Regions from separate parts of the Homo sapiens genome. Here region 1 is linked to region 2. A link is an interaction called in ENCODE POLR2A ChIA-PET data of the cell type or tissue named here. Cell type or tissue: OCI-LY7. All regions are shown on one strand.

The links. Peaks named below come from ENCODE experiments on the same cell type or tissue, not always from the same donor. Only the 100,000 strongest peaks of a DNase experiment are listed, where the experiment ranks them.
Region 1: POLR2A ChIA-PET joins it to region 2 with 7 read pairs; 1 of 35 experiments calls an interaction of 5 or more read pairs at or near these places.

What each region holds. Positions count from the first base shown.
Region 1 is chr2:224,523,389-224,525,888 of GRCh38, forward strand. The region is part of intron 3 of CUL3 (cullin 3); the gene reads right to left. Among named protein-coding and RNA genes, the nearest start is that of CUL3, 61 kb to the right of the region's middle. In OCI-LY7, no CTCF peak of the experiment used is centred here; DNase peaks (open chromatin) are centred at 453 and 1,183; H3K4me3 peaks cover 2,289 bases; H3K27ac peaks cover 2,500 bases.
Region 2 is chr2:223,801,493-223,803,992 of GRCh38, forward strand. The region is part of intron 1 of AP1S3 (adaptor related protein complex 1 subunit sigma 3); the gene reads right to left. Among named protein-coding and RNA genes, the nearest start is that of AP1S3, 35 kb to the right of the region's middle. In OCI-LY7, no CTCF peak of the experiment used is centred here; no DNase peak of the experiment used is centred here.

The DNA of each region.
Region 1 (2,500 bases), 720 kb after region 2:
AAAAAAAAAAACACAAAACACAAAATAACAAGTTTTGACAAGAATGTGGAAAAATTAGAGCTCTCGTGCACTGTTGGTGGAAACCTAAGATAGTATAGCTGCTGTGGAAAGCAATATAGCAGTTCCTCAAAAATTACAAAAACAATTAACATAGGATCCACTAATTCCACTTCTGGGTATACACCCAAAAGAAATGAAAGCACATCTTGAAGAGGTATTTGTACATTCGTGTTCACAGCAACATTATTCACAGTAGCCAAAAGGTGAAAACAACTCAAGTGTCCATCAACAGATGAACAGATAAACAAAATGTGGTCTACACATAGAATGCGGTATTATGCAGCCTTAGAAAGGAAGTAAACTCTCACATATGCCGTAATACGATGAACCTTAAGGACATGCTAAGTGAAATATGCCAGTGACAAAGGGACAAACACCTTATGATTCCACTTACATGAGGTAATGAGTGATCAAATCATAAACAGAGAAGGTAGAATGGTAGCTGGCAGAGGCTTGGTGGAGGGGAAAATGGAAAGTTACTGTTTAGTGAGTACAGAATTTCAGTTTTGCAAGATGAAAAGAATTCTGGAGAGGATGGTGGTGACAGCTCTGTACAACAATGTGAACGTACACTTAATAGCTCTGAACTGCACACTTAAGGGTAAGATGGTAAATTTTATATGTATTTGACCACAATTAAAAAAACAAACCAAAAACCCCCAGTGTTTAAAAGCATCAAGAGTAACAAAGGCAACCTAGACTTGTAGGGCCAAGATTCCGGAGAAAAGGCAAACATACTGAGAGGAGCCCCATACCAGCCTTCACTGGTTCCCTTCAGTCACTTGCTGTCTTTGGAGGACTGGAAATAAGAGCCCAACCAGAAAGACAAAAGTGGAGTTGGTTACCAAGCAGCTAGGACTTAAGATGTCAAGGTTCTGAAGAGGAGAGAAACACAAAGAGCCGCAATTTCTGCAAGAAATTTTTCACTGAGATGTTTACTGATACAGCACCCTAAGCAAGGGGTGATGACACCAAGAATCCAAACAGAAACTATCAAAGGGAGGCTGAAGATCTGTGCTGAAGAGACAACTGTTAGAATTCTAGGAACATTAATTCAGAAGGCAACCTGGCAAACACCTCAGGCTTTCTTTCAGTTCAGACCCCAGAGGAACTATGCTCTGTGAATAGGTATGTCCTGGAAATAAAGGCAAACTGTTAACAGACCAACACTAACTAAAAGCTAGCCTCAACTAGATCACGGTGATCTGACTGTACTTTACCTGCCTGCCGGAACAAAATTAAATTTACTTTGGAGGAAGGTATCATGCAGGGCCTCCACAATTTTTCACAAACAATACTGGAATTCAAATTTTAAAACACCATGCTTGCCCGTTTCCCCCACAAAACAAAACAAAAACAACCCAGGATCAAAAGTATAAAAACCAAAGGGGAAAAACCCCAAGAAGTCAAAATGTTCTAAGACCTTTGCCCTACCCAGAAAGTGGTAAGTAACAAAACAAAAAACTAATCTAATGCATATAATCTCTAAGGTAACTACTAAAATAACATGTAAATAATAAGCTAATGGGGGTGGGGGTAATAAAATACACTTATTAATCTAAAGAAAGCAAAAAAAAAAAGCTGAGGAAAGTAATAAAGAACAGATGAGACAGAAAAAAAAAACAGGACAGTAAATTTAAACCCAAATGTATCAGTAATTATTTTAAATGTAAACAAACTAAATGCTTCAATATATGGAACAAGTGATACACCTTAAAATTCTGGGTTTATCATAAACTCTACTAAACAGTCAATTAATGTAATTCTTTTGCACTGAGGTGATTGATAGAGCACAGTGGTGAAGACCATGAGCTTTAGAATCAACTTCTAAATTCAAATTTGAATCAAAAATCAAACACTGCAAATTCAAAGGCTTAAATCCAATGTTCTACTCCAGTTATTCAGTAAATGTATGATTTTGGCGGGTTAATCTCTCTAACCTCATTCTTAATCTTTCTAACCTCAGTTTTCCATTCACAAAAATGGAGATAACATTCAACTTTAAGGTCAAGTATTTAAAACATGTGGCACAGTGATACAGGTATGTAATAAATGATATCTGTTGTTATGTATTTGGAAAAACATTTACCTTCAAAGAAACACAATAAATTTTTTTGTTTTATTGATCTCCTAAAGTATTGCTTAAAAATAACAAAAATAATGATAAGATAATAATATTGTTAGGATTAAATAAACATACATAAAGTGCTTAAACAGTGCCTGGCACGCACCAAAGGTAAAAGTATTATTTGCTCTTTTGAGTAGCAGTGTTGGGGAGACTCAGCCAAGGAAGGCTTATATTAACCTACTTGAAGAGTTCCTAAAGAAACTGTGATCAACTTAATCTACTCTGTTTTCTTCCTTCATTATCATAATTCCTCAGACACTACATCTAGCTGTTCACTTTCAGTTTTAAGATGGTATAAAACTTAAGAGCTAA
Region 2 (2,500 bases):
TATTGTCCAGGCTGGAGTGCAGTGGCGCTGCAATCTCCACCTGCTGGGATCAAGCAATTCTCGTGCCTCAGCCTCCCGTGTAGCTGGGATTACAGGCACCCACCAACAAGCCTGGCTAATTTTTGTATTTTCAGTAGAGTGGGGTTTCACCATGTTGGCCAGGCTGGTCTCGAACTCCTGACTCCAAGTGGTCTGCCCGCCTCGGCCTCCCAAAGTGCTGGGATTACAGGCGTGAGCCACTGCACCCGGCCCATGAGAGAGTAACACTTAAAGCTCCCTCTGCCCCATCTAATACTAACGGTTTCTGTGACCACCATAAAAACAAGCAGAGAGGCCAAAAGGCCTAGGCTTACAGAGACTAAGAAGAAATAAAAATTCAACTGACGACAATAATGACACTAGTACTGAGTCATTCTGTGTCACTAGTATTACATTTATCACAGAAGTGACAATAAAATAGGTAGAAAAAGCTCTAAGTAAAGTTTTTGAACTGTCAACATTTTGCAAAAGATATCTGAGGCCATCTAACTAGTTTAGCTTGATCAAACGTGGGCTCTTATCTCTTCCTAGAGAGTGATGAGGAACTTAGAAAAGATTGTTTGTATATCTCTACTGAGGGTCTGGAACGTTATTGAGAGGAGGAGCCATTACTTCCTTTGAGATTTTAAGATAACTAAACAGACCTTGTATTGGCAGGGAAATCCCTGTTTCTAAGAGAAATGAGATGGGAGGATGGTAAGGAAGGAGGGGAGGAAGGTACAGTCACTATCTGCTGGGCTTTCTTCCTTATTAAGAAAGCATCCAGTTTTATTTTATTTTTTTTTTTTGGAGACAGAGTCTCACTGTTTTGCCCAGGCTGGAGTGCAGTGGTGTGATCTTGGCTCACTGCAGCATCCACCTCCCTGGTTCAAGCAATTCTCCTGCCTCAACCTCCCGAGTAGCTGGGATTATAGGCACCTGCCAGCATACCCAGCTAATTTTTTTGTATTTTTAGTAGAGGCAGGGTTTCACCATGTTGGCCAGGCTGGTCTCGAACTCCTGACCTCAGGTGATCCGGCCACCTCAGCCTCCCAAAGTGCTGTGATTACAGGTGTGAGCCACCACTCCTGGCCAAGAGCTCTTAAACAACTTTAACAAATCACCGCACAAATCCCAAACGCACCAAAGCCCAACTCTTAATAGTGTACTTCACTTTCATTTACTCTGAAACATGTTGGATCACAGTGTGAAATAAATTGTTACCAGTCTCATCAGTGGTTTCAGGAAGGGGCATTTTCTCTGGAGTTTTGATCTACCCCATGGTTCACAGTTCTCAAAAAAAATGTAACTTTCTGGAAACTAAATAATCTGGGAATATTTTTTGAACAACCAACCATTTTCTGTAGTGAAACTGCAATAAATCTATATCCTGGGCTACATAAATCAATATATGGTAGAACCAAAGTAAGATTGTTTTTCCATTACTACAATTAACTTAATTGTGTTAAAATCTGAACATTTCTAGCAATGAAAATTTCAGTATGGTTGATAGTACAGACCAACCTTTTCCTATGACTGCTTGAACCCTGTTGAAAGCCAAGTTTAAATTTTTATGATGTTATCAGATGTAAACAAACATAAATATATCTGCCAACAACTGAGTAAGAAGTGTTGTTTTTCTTCTTGTAAATTACTTCTACTTCATGAAGGCAATCCACCCCAGCTCCAAGATCTTCCATATTCAAGCAGGTCATAAATTTTCTTATAAATTCACTCTTTCAGAAAGTTAAAGCTTTATTCAAACTTAAATACAGCCAATTAATTTTTTAACTTATATGCAAGATGAGTCAAGAGGAGCTAAAATGGTATGCAAAATGCTATCAATTTCATGGCACAATTTTAGTGTTACTAAATGTTACTGCTCAAAATTCCATATGTAATTGCTTTTTGCTTCTTGCAACAACTCATTGGTTTTTTCCTAACAGCATGGCACTTAGGATGGTGGTAAAGGTGATGTACTCAACGAAAATTGTTCTTAAAAGTCCCAGGATGGCTGGTCATGTAATGCCTTTGTGATGAAAATTGTACACCTGAGTTTAGAAAATAATGTAGGAAATTTGAAGTCACTAAAACAAGGCAGAGGAACTATAAAGATGGAAGTATCTTGGGAGGCTGAGGTGGGCGAATCATGAAGTCAGGAGATCTAGACCATCCTGACTAACACCATGAAACCCAGTCTCTACTAAAAAATAGAAAAAATTAGCCGGGAGTGGTGGCGGGAGCCTGTGGTCCCAGCTACTCGGGAGGCTGAGGCAGGAGAATGGTGTGAACCTGGGAGGCAGAGCTTGCAGTGAGCCGAGATCGCGCCACTGCACTCCAGCCTGGGTGACAGAGCGAGACTCCGTCTCAAAAAAAAAAAAAAAAAATAGATGAGAGTATCAATTCCAAAAGGTACTTAATAATGAGTGCAATTTTCCTGACCTTTGAAAGGTGAAGTGGACAGCACAAATGTAAAGTGCAA